Linked DNA regions of Homo sapiens: region 1 is linked to region 2. The links are chromatin loops, found by intact Hi-C in ENCODE. Cell type or tissue: mammary epithelial cell. All regions are shown on one strand.

Region 1 (5,000 bases), 63 kb after region 2:
TGTCACTGCACTCCAGCCTGGGTGACAGAGCAAGATCCTGTCGCAAAAAATAAGCTCCCAAGTGCCTGGCACACAGCAGGCACTTAGGACATCATAGTAGCTCTGATTTCTTTAGGATGGGGTCTTCCCGCGGCATCTGAGTCTGGTCCTGCTGCATGAGGCCAGCCTCCCCAGAGCCCTTTCGGTCATCCCTAACCTCCTACCCATTATTCCAAGATTCTAGGACTGGTGAGGTGCTGGGTGGGGTGTGGGGGCGGGTGGGGAGGTGGCTACCTGAGACAGAGGTGTGGAGGAGGTGAAGCTGTCTGGATGGGTGGAGTCAGGAGAATGAGCTGGAGGGCCCCAGAGGGCCCACACTGGGACTGGCTGGGAGTAGGTTTCACCGGTTTGCAGAGCTGGCTGGGCAATGGGGAGATGCTGGCATCAGGGGAGGCGGGAGGGGCTGGCGGCTCCCTGGGAAAGGAGAGCTGAGTAACGCAAGGCTGAGCCAGTGGCCTGGGCTAAAGGGCTGCACAGGAATGGTGCCTAGAGAGGGTGGGCCTGCTCCCTAATACATACACTGCTTCACCACACACTCGGAGACGCCACTCTCAGATGCGCACTTGCACAGCTACCAACACACCTCAACTGCAACCCCTCAGCTCTCAGATCCTTTTCCCACCTCCATATATGCCATACCTATCTAATTCATACATTCTGACATTTATTGTTTTCTGCCTGCCTCCCTGCTGGAATGTAAGCCCATGTGGGTCCGGCGTTTGGCCTGATCTGTTCATTTTTCTATGCCCAGCACCTCAGCATGCCTGGCACATGGTAGGTGCTCAATAAATATGTGCTGATTGAGTGAATGAATCCCTCTAAAAACACATTTATTCCCAGTACTTTGGAAGGCCGAGGTGGGTGGATCACCTGAGGTCAGGAGTTTGAGACCAGCCTGGCCAACATAGTGAAACCCCGTCTCTACTAAAAATACAAAAACTAGCCAGGCGGGGTGGCTCACGCCTATAATCTCAGTACTTTGGGAGGCCAAGGCGAGTGGATTGCCTGAGGTCAGGAGTTCAAGACCAGCCTGGCCAACATGGCGAAACCCCATCTCTACTAAAAATATAAAAATTAGCCGGGCACAGTGGCGCATGCCTGTAATCCCAGCTATTTGGGAGGCTGAGGCAGGAGAATTGCTTGAATCTGGGAGGCGGAGGTTGCAGTGAGCGAGGATATGCCACTGCACTCCAGCCTGGGCAACAGAGTGAGACACTGTCTCAAAACAAAAACAAAACAAAACAGAACAAAAAAAAACCCCAAAAAATTAGCCAGGTGTGGTGGCAGGTGCCTGTAATCCCAGCTACTTGGGAGGCTGAGGCAGAAAACAGCTTGAACCCAGGAGGCAGAGGTTGTAGTGAGCTGAGATCACGCTACTGCACTCCAGCCTGGGCGACAGAGCAAGACTCTGTCTCAAAAAAAAAAAAAGAAAAGAAAAAAAAAAACCACATTCATGCATGCACGCAGGCAGGCACACATTCACACCCAGACCCGCACATTCACGCAACACACAAGCACACGGGCACTTTCAGACCCACACCCAGCCGTCCAGATTCCAAAGCTTGTGCTCATGGCAGGTTCACGTCTGCGCAGACACGCCACAGCACATCCCGCTCCCCACCCTCTGAAGGGCCAGCCCCTCCCAGAAACAGGGGCTGGGCCTTGGTGGACCTGACAACACTGCAGCTTGAAAGAGGTGGGGTGGGGCGGGGCCACCCTGCACCTGGAGGCGGTCAGGAAACGCTACCACTGCAGATGTGCTTCCCCGGAAGACCCACCTATGGGAGGAAGGAGTGAGGTCACTGAGCCCCCAGCCTTGACCCAGCCCTTTTTCCAGACTCAGACTCTGCCCTTTCAGCTCTCATCCCGATCAAAGGCCTAGGGGAGGGGCTTGGAGTGGGACAGGGAGTCCTCCTAGGAACAGAGGTGGACAGGGCCCAGGCCAGATCACCTGGCACATCTGGAGAGAAAGTAGGGGTGGGGCAGTGAGAACTTGGCTTCCCAGCCTTGACTCTACCTTCAAGTGGGAAGACAACTCTGCCGCCCTGCCCCCGGGAGGCTGGAAATATGGGGCAGAACTGTCACCTGGCTGGCCTTGGCCCTGGGTTCCTCCCAGACAGACCCCCTTTGCCCCCACCTCCCTGCTGTGGAATAGGGGTGGGGTTTGGCGGTGAGTCCCAGGCTAGGAGGTAGCCACCAGGCACCATCGTTGCCTGCACACCCTGCACACCGGGACCCACTGCCCCTGGGAGCCCATGTAAAATCGGTCAAGAGGGATCTGGCTGTCCCACTGCACCCCAAGAATCCCAAAGTAATCAAACCACATCCCTGGGGCTCCTCTGCCTGCTAAGCTGGGGCCCCAACCCGGCTCTGGAATGTGGGAATAGAGGGCAGCGGCAGGGCCAGCTCCCTCTGACTCTAAGGAAACTGGGTCAGTAAATGCCCACAAAGTAAACACTAGGAGCAAATGTCCTTGGCCCCCTCCCACACTTGCCACATTCCCCGAGGGAAGTGATCCTGAACTAGGAAAATACAGGACTTCCCATCTTAGAAATCTGAAACCATCGTCTTCCCGCCTGGGGAGGACTGTGTTCTCCCGCCCCCTGGTGGCAGATCTGCACACTGCGTCCTCTCTCACACATCCTTCAGCCCCAGGTGCAGAGGACCAGCCAGGGCCCAGATGGTGCCCCTCCGCCCCACATTTTACAGATGAGGGGACACAGGTGCGGAGAGAGGGAGGGAAGGACCTGTACCCTTACAACTGAGCTCCAGGGAGACGACCACGGGTACTATGACTCATTCAACAACAAACATTTATTGAGCACCTACTGGTCAGGGCCCTGGAACCACTAGACTCTTAGTCCAGTGCTCTTCAGGACCCTGGAGGACCCTCTGCAATTTGGCCTGAGACTCCAGCCAGCAGCTGGAAACTCCTTGTCCAGGAGACTGTCCAGGTGAGGAGCTCAGCAGTGAGGAGGGCGGACCCCATCAGCCCACTTGCCAACCTGCAATGCCACCACCATCCTGTGGTCCAGAGACATAGAAGTGGCAGGATGGGTCTGGGGTGCAGCACCCATGGGTGAGGCAGGATGGGGGTCCAGTCAGCTGTGTCCATCTTAAGTTTTTTTTTTTTTTTTTGAGATGGAGTCTCACTCTGTCGCCCAGGCTGGAGTGCAGTGGCACGATCTCGGCTCACTGCAAGCTCCGCCTCCTGGGTTCAGGCGATTCTCCTGCCTCAGCTACGATTACAGGTGTGTGCCACCATGCCTGGCTAATTTTTGTATTTTTTAGTAGAGATGGGGTTTCACCATGTTGGCCAGGCTGGTCTTGAACTCCTGACCTCAAGTGATCGGCCTCTCAGTGCTGGGATTACAGGCGTGAGCCACCGTGCCGGCCCGTCTTGTTTTTTTTTAAAGATGGAGTCTCGCTCTGTCGCCCAGGCTGGAGTGCGGTGGCGCAATCTCAGTTCACTGCAACCTTTGCCTCCCAGGTTCAAGCGATTCTCCTGCCTCAGCCTCTTGAGTAGCTGGGATTTCAGGCGCCTGCCACCACACCCGGCTAATTTATGTATTTTAGTAGAGACGGAGGTCTCATCATGTTGGCCAGGCTGGTCTTGAACTCCTGGCCTCAAGTGATCCACCCACCTTGGCCTCCCAAAATGCTGGGATTACAGGTGTGAGCCACCGCACCTGGCCCATCTTAAGTTTTTAATAAATAGTTCTTGCTGCTGCCCAGGCTGGTGAGGGTGGGGCCATCGGCACCAGGCTTCCCAAGCTTGAGCGGTGTGGGGTGTCCCCTTCTCATGCGAGTTCAGGCTCTGGCTCTGAAAAGGAAAGGAGAAAGCACTGGGGTTGCTCCCCCACCCACTCCCAATGGGTGTCCAGGTGCTGTCCTGATGGGAGGTGGGGTGAGGCTCCCCCGGACAGGTCTCAGCTGGTCCCAGCTCCAGGGGAGATGCTGCACCACCACCCCCAAGCGGGACAGGGGTTGCCAACAGGCTGGAGGCCCCTGGAGGATGGGCCCCAGCACCCACACACACCCTGGGCTCCGGAGCCCAGCGGGTGAATGCATCTGTCCCCAACCTCCATCCCAGGCTGCATCCCCACCCCCCAAGGACTCGTGTCACTGACCAGCCTCGGCCTCGTCACCCTTGGCATCCGGCTCCTGCCACCAGTCAGCATACATGCCCTCCTCGTAGTCACCCTCCCCCTCAAACTCGGCGTCAGATAGGGCATCCTCAGGCTCCAGGGGCGGTTCTGTCTCCTCCAGCTCCATCTAGAGTAGCGCCACGGTTGTGGGAGAAACCGGGTCACAGTACGCCCAAACCCATATGGGCTCCCTTCCTGGCCAATGGGACTTCCCATCCCATCTCTCGGTCCCCAAAGCCCCTCCCCCTCCCCAGTCTCAAGATCTAATGAGACAGTCCTGAGGATTTTTCCCAAACTGCCCCTCCCTGAGTGGCTGCATAGGGCACCACCAGCAGAATTTGGTGTCAGCATAAACATCGCCCCTGCACAGCCCCACCTTTTAAGCATAAAGACCCTGGCAAGAATATTGCTAGTCCATGCATAATATTTGCTCATACTGTTTCCCTGCCAGGAACTACTGCTGTCCCCTGTGCCTGCGTAGCCCGCACTAATCCCTCCAAAGCCAGGCATCAGTTCCAGGCTGAGCCCTTGCTGGTGACTCTGGCTGGGCTGGAGACCTCCCCTGGTGCCGTGTGCTGCCCTCTCCAGCAGCAGTTTGTGCTTCCCCCACTAGACTGTGAGCGGCACGTGAAAGGGACCATGACTTCCTTTTTTTTTTTTTTTTTTGAGACGGAGTCTGCTCTGTTGCCCAGGCTGGAGTGCAGTGGCATGATCTCGGCTCACTGCAAGCTCTGCCTCCTGGGTTCACGCCATTCTCCTGCCTCAGCCTCCCCAGCAGCTGGGAATATAGGCGCATGCCGCCACTCCTGGCTA
Region 2 (5,000 bases):
CTGTAATCCTAGCACTCTGGGAAGCCAAGGCAGGTGGATCACCTGAGGTCAGGAGTTTGAGACCAACCCAGCCAACATAGTGAAACCCCATCTCTACTAAAATACAAAAATTAGCTCGGTGTGGTGGAACAAGCCTGTAAGCCCAGCTACTTGGAAGGCTGAGGCAGGGGAATTGCTTGAACCCAGGAGGCAGAAGTTTCAGTGAGCCGAGATTGCACCACTGCACTCCAGCCTGGGCAACAGAGCAAGACTTGTCTCAAAAAAAAAAAAAAAAAAAAAAAGAGCGGTCTTGGTAGAGGGGGTGAGAGAGACCAAAGAGGAGTGAGGAAATAACGAGAGGTAACAAAATGAAAACAGAAAGAAGGCTAGGCGCTGTGGCTCACACCTATAATCCCAGCACTTTGGGAGGCTTAGGAGGGTGAATTGCTTGAGCCCAGGAATTTGAGGCCAACCTGGGCAACATGGCAAAACCCTTTCGCTACAAAAAAATACAAGAATTGGCCGGGCGCAGTGACTCACACCTGTAATCCCAGCACTTTGGGAAGCCTAGGCGGGTGGATCGCCTGAGGTCAGGATTTTGATACCAGCCTGGCCAACATAGTGAAACCCCGTCTCTACTAAAAATACAAAAAATTAGTTGAGCATGGTGACGGGTGCCTGTAATCCCAGGTACTCAGGAGAATCGCTTGAACCCGGGAGGCGGAGGTTGCAGTGAGCCGAGATTGCGCCATTGCACTCCAACCTGGGCAACAAGAGCGAAACTCCGTCTCAAAAAAAAAAACATAGCTGGGCATGGTGGTGCATACCTGTACTACTTCAGGGGCTGAGGTGGGAGGATCACCTGAGCACAGGTCGAGGCTGCACTCCAGCCTGGGTGACAGAGCAAGACCCTGTCGGAAGGAAGGAAGGAAGGCGGGAGGGAGGGAGGGAGGGAGGAAGGAAGGAAGGAAGGAAGGAAGGAAGGAAGGAAGGAAGGAAGGGAGACAGTATAGAAAACTGTATTGAAGAAATCTGCAACAAAGGAGAGCTGGAAAAGGGCACAGGAGCTGAAGGAGGACATGAGTGCTGGGGAGTGTGTTTTGAAGATGGGAGAGAGGACAATATGTTTACATGCTGATGGAAATGTTCCCTCAGGGAGGAGAAAACAGGTGCAGAAAAGAGAGCTTATCTCCCAGAATACTTCTGGAAATGGAGGAACTTTCATAACATAACCGTTCTCCTCCTTGTTCAAAGTCTGCATGTTTTATTTTCTTTCTTTCTTTCTTTCTTTTTTTTTTCTTTTTTTGAGACGGAGTTTCGCTCTTGTTGCCCCAGGCTGGAGTGCAATGGCACGATCTCGGCTCACCACATCCTCCACCTCCCGTGTTCAAGCAATTCTCCTGCCTCTGCCTCAGCCTCCCCAATAACATGCGTCACCACATCCGGCTACTTTTGTCTTTTTAGTAGAGACGGGGTTTCTCCATGTTGGTTAGGCTGGTCTCGAACTCCCGACCTCACGTGATCCGCCTCCCCCTTGGTCTCCCAAAGTGCTGGGATTACAGGCGTGAGCCACTGTGCCCAGCCCAAAGTCTGCATGTTTCCTATGGTTTCTTTGTCAGCAGAAAGCTTGAAGGAGACACACAACCCCAGGGTTTGCTACGACAGTGAGGTTGAAGAACATAAGGAGGTGGCTGTTCGGGCATCGGCACAGCCCAGGCTTCCGTGAGGCTACAGCTCCATAGGCTCTGCCGAGTGGTCCTCCCACAGCCCAGCTTCCTGGACTGTCTCTCTGTGCCTTGGACATCTCTGCAGCCCCAACCACCAAGCACAGAACAGGGCATACAGAAGAAGCCTATTACACTCCTGCTGAATTAAATTGTTTCTGGCCCCATGAGGAAGAAGCCCTGGGAAACCCCTGGAGAGTTTGACGGGGAAGAAGGCAGAGGCAGTGGGATGGAGAAGACAGAGATGAAGTTAGGAGACCCTGAAAGCTCCCCCAGCTGACCACACCCTCTAGGTCAGCGCACTGGCAGCCAGCAACTCTGGCTACGGCCACCAGAGGGCAGTGTCAGCCCGTATACCTCCCCACGTGGCTTCCTCACCTACAGGCTCAGTCGCCCCACAGAAAGTGGAGTAGGGACAGAGACTCCATTTTACAAATGGAGAAACCAGGGCTCAGGGCCCGTCATTCTGGAAGTAAGCATTTTGGCCTGGCTGACAGATATCTGCCTTTCGACAGCCTAGGGCTGTCCAGGAGACTGGGGGTAGTCTCTGATCCAGGCCTCTCAAGTGGTTTTCCTCTGTCAACCACCCCCTCCCTCTCCTGCTTCTCATCTAGGGGGAGAAATCAGACACAGCAAAGACCCTTGGCCTCCTGTCCTCCCTCCCAGTGTGCATCCATGGACCCTCCTGGATCCGAAAGAGGATGGGAGGGTGCAGAAGACTTGCCAGGCTGCAAAGCCAGACCACCCACCACCTAATTGTGCACACCCCCTGAACCTGGGGCACATTCACTCCAGTGCCCAGCCCTGGGCAGCACACAGGTGGCTCAGGCCCCTCCTCCTGCCCCCTCCCCTGGCCTGACCCTGGGAAAAAAAACACCTGGAACAGGGTAGGTAATAGAAAGAGCCCCTAAGGGTCGGTGCCAGGGACCTGGGGGGGACAGGCACCGGGGTTACTTTCTGCAGGGGAGCAGGGTGGAGGGGCACCCTGAACTAGGAACAGGGGAGACCTCCTCACCCCCGCCGCAGTCCTGCTGTCTCCTGCAGGCCTTTCGGGGGCCCTCCCCCATCTCTGATCCAGGCCTTCCCCTCCAGAACCAGGCAGTGGCCGCCATAGCCCTCACCCCCACCCCAGAACCCAGGTACAGTCCCTCCTTACATCAGCAGAGAATGGGGGACTTGAGGGCCTAGGCCCTCAGAGGTTCCCCTTTAACTTTTCTTTTTGTTTTTTTGAGAGGGAGTCTCACTCTGTCGCCCAGGCTGGAGATCAGTGGCATGATCTCAGCTCACTGCAGCCTCCGCCTCCTGGGTTCAAGCAATTCTCCTGCCTTAGCCTCCCGAGTAGCTGGGACTACAGGCACATGCCACCATACCCATCTAATTTTTGTATTTTTAGTAGAGACGGGGTTTCACCATTTTGCCCAGGTTGGTCTTGAACTCCGGACCTCAAGTGATCCATCTAGCCTCGGCCTCCCAAAGTGCTGGGATTATAGGCATGAGCCACCACACCTGGCTCCCTTTAACTTTTCTCCTCTTCTTAAAGAGCCCAGCCCAACTCCTGGGCCACTGAGCCCCTCTGGCCTGGAACAAGGAGGTAACGAGGTGCTGGGGGCAGCTGGGGGTCTGAGCCCTCTGCCTGCTGTCTTCCATGGCCCCGCTGCTGGCCAGGACCGAAAGGGAGAGAGGCAAGGAGAGAAAGGACAGAGAGCAAGTGCCGGGGACGAGGGCAAGGGGCTGAGGTGGCTGGGACCTCAGGTGGAGAGTACTGACCCCCACTCTGAAGTTCTTCCCCACCTGGGGGCTCCTATCCTGGAGGAAGGCCCCGCCTCCCACACAGGCTCACTCCTGCTCTTGGTTCTGATGTCTGACTCCTCCTCTGAGAAGCCCTCCCTGGTGGGGCTCACCTGTGTTAGGTATCCTGTGCCAGATCAGGCCTCTCTGTGTCCTCCCCTCCCCTGGCATTCTCTCCCGACTCTGTCCGCTCACAGGGTAAGATGATGTCATTGACAAGATGATCTATTTAGTAACAATGAGAGCAGTATCTGTTTTGCTCACTTTTGTATTCTCAGGACTCTAATGAGGCATCCAATAAATATTTGTTGAATGAACACATCAGTGGATTCTCTGGGTATGGATGGTGGGAGTGGTAATCGCCCTGGGGAAGTGACTTCCGGTAAGGGTGAGATCCTAGGACTCTGGACTCCCAAACCAGGGCTCCACATCCCCTGGCACAGGTGAGCGCCACCAGGAACCCTCCAGGGGCACCTGTGGGAGAGGATGGAGACCGGCCAGGATGTGAGCCACAGATCCCCAGGGAGTGAGCCTTGGCACAGCCAGGTGCCCACTTCTTCCCTAGAGCCCTCAGCCCAGCCCCGCTCCTTTCCCCAGGGACCAGAGCAGGAGGCCTGGGCTGGCCTGATATGGAGCTGGGTCCAGCAGGTCGGCAGTGCCCTGACCTGGGAAGCTCCACGGGAAGCAGCTGGGAGTGGGGGGACCACAGCACCCTCTGTGAGGAGGGCAGGACCGTCAGCTGCGTCCAGCCTGCTGGACAGGCAATACCAGGTGGTGGCGAGCCTAGAAGGATGTTCTGGCCCTTTGGCCTCCCTGAGCTACCTCCAGGCTCAGGGATAACACCAAGGAGCCCTTCGCTCCCTGACCTCTGTCCCCAGAGTCAGCAATTCCCTCTCATCCCTGCGTCCATGTCCAGGCTCTGAGCCCTTCCAGGGACAATTTGTGGGATTGGGGATAGAGACAGAGGAATAAATACACATTCACTGAGACCTGACTAGGTGCCGTATGGATTTTGGATATATTTCATTTTATCATCACTGGAAGGAAAAAAATACTGCTGTGTTATAGATGAAAAACAGAAGCCCAGAGAGGTCAAGCAACTTATCCAAGGCCACACAGCCAGGAAGTATCAGGGAGGGAAGATCACAAAGGCTTGTCTTACCAACAGCCCATGTGCTGTCCACGGCCTCCCAGTTCAGAGAAGAAGCTGGGCGACCCTCCCTCTCCCGTACCCAGGGGTGCCTGTGCTCACTGGGTTTGCTTCCACATAATACTACTTATGAGCCAACTGTTAGGTCTTATAAATTAGATGCCCACCGTGGGCATCTGCCCCATGGCCTCTGGAGGAATCCTGCCAGAGGATGGAGATAAAGGAAGGACAAATACCAAGTGCCTTTTGCAGACGCTATGTCCGCTCTTCCTTCTTCAAGCCTCAGCTCAGACGCCACCCAGTCTTGGGAGCCTCCCCTGATCTAACCTGGCTGGATCTGGGTCCCTGCCTCCCAGATC

Evidence for each region. Peaks named below come from ENCODE experiments on the same cell type or tissue, not always from the same donor. Only the 100,000 strongest peaks of a DNase experiment are listed, where the experiment ranks them.
Region 1: a loop joins it to region 2, with 11 times the contacts of the local background. A loop is called at or near these places in 109 of 110 quality-filtered maps.

The regions. Positions count from the first base shown.
Region 1 is chr17:41,799,118-41,804,117 of GRCh38, forward strand. P3H4 (prolyl 3-hydroxylase family member 4 (inactive)) reads right to left here. Exons shown (of 8, transcript NM_006455.3): 7 at 4,170-4,314; 8 at 2,836-3,862. The coding sequence ends at 3,840. Among named protein-coding and RNA genes, the nearest start is that of P3H4, 10 kb to the right of the region's middle. RefSeq lists enhancers at 737-1,243, 1,244-1,750. In mammary epithelial cell, a CTCF peak has its summit at 2,644 (motif pointing left); DNase peaks (open chromatin) are centred at 384, 1,704 and 2,544; H3K4me3 peaks cover 370 bases; H3K27ac peaks cover 2,759 bases.
Region 2 is chr17:41,736,133-41,741,132 of GRCh38, forward strand. No RefSeq gene overlaps it. Among named protein-coding and RNA genes, the nearest start is that of HAP1, 4.0 kb to the left of the region's middle. In mammary epithelial cell, a CTCF peak has its summit at 2,039 (motif pointing right); DNase peaks (open chromatin) are centred at 2,079 and 3,749; H3K27ac peaks cover 2,508 bases; H3K27me3 peaks cover 216 bases.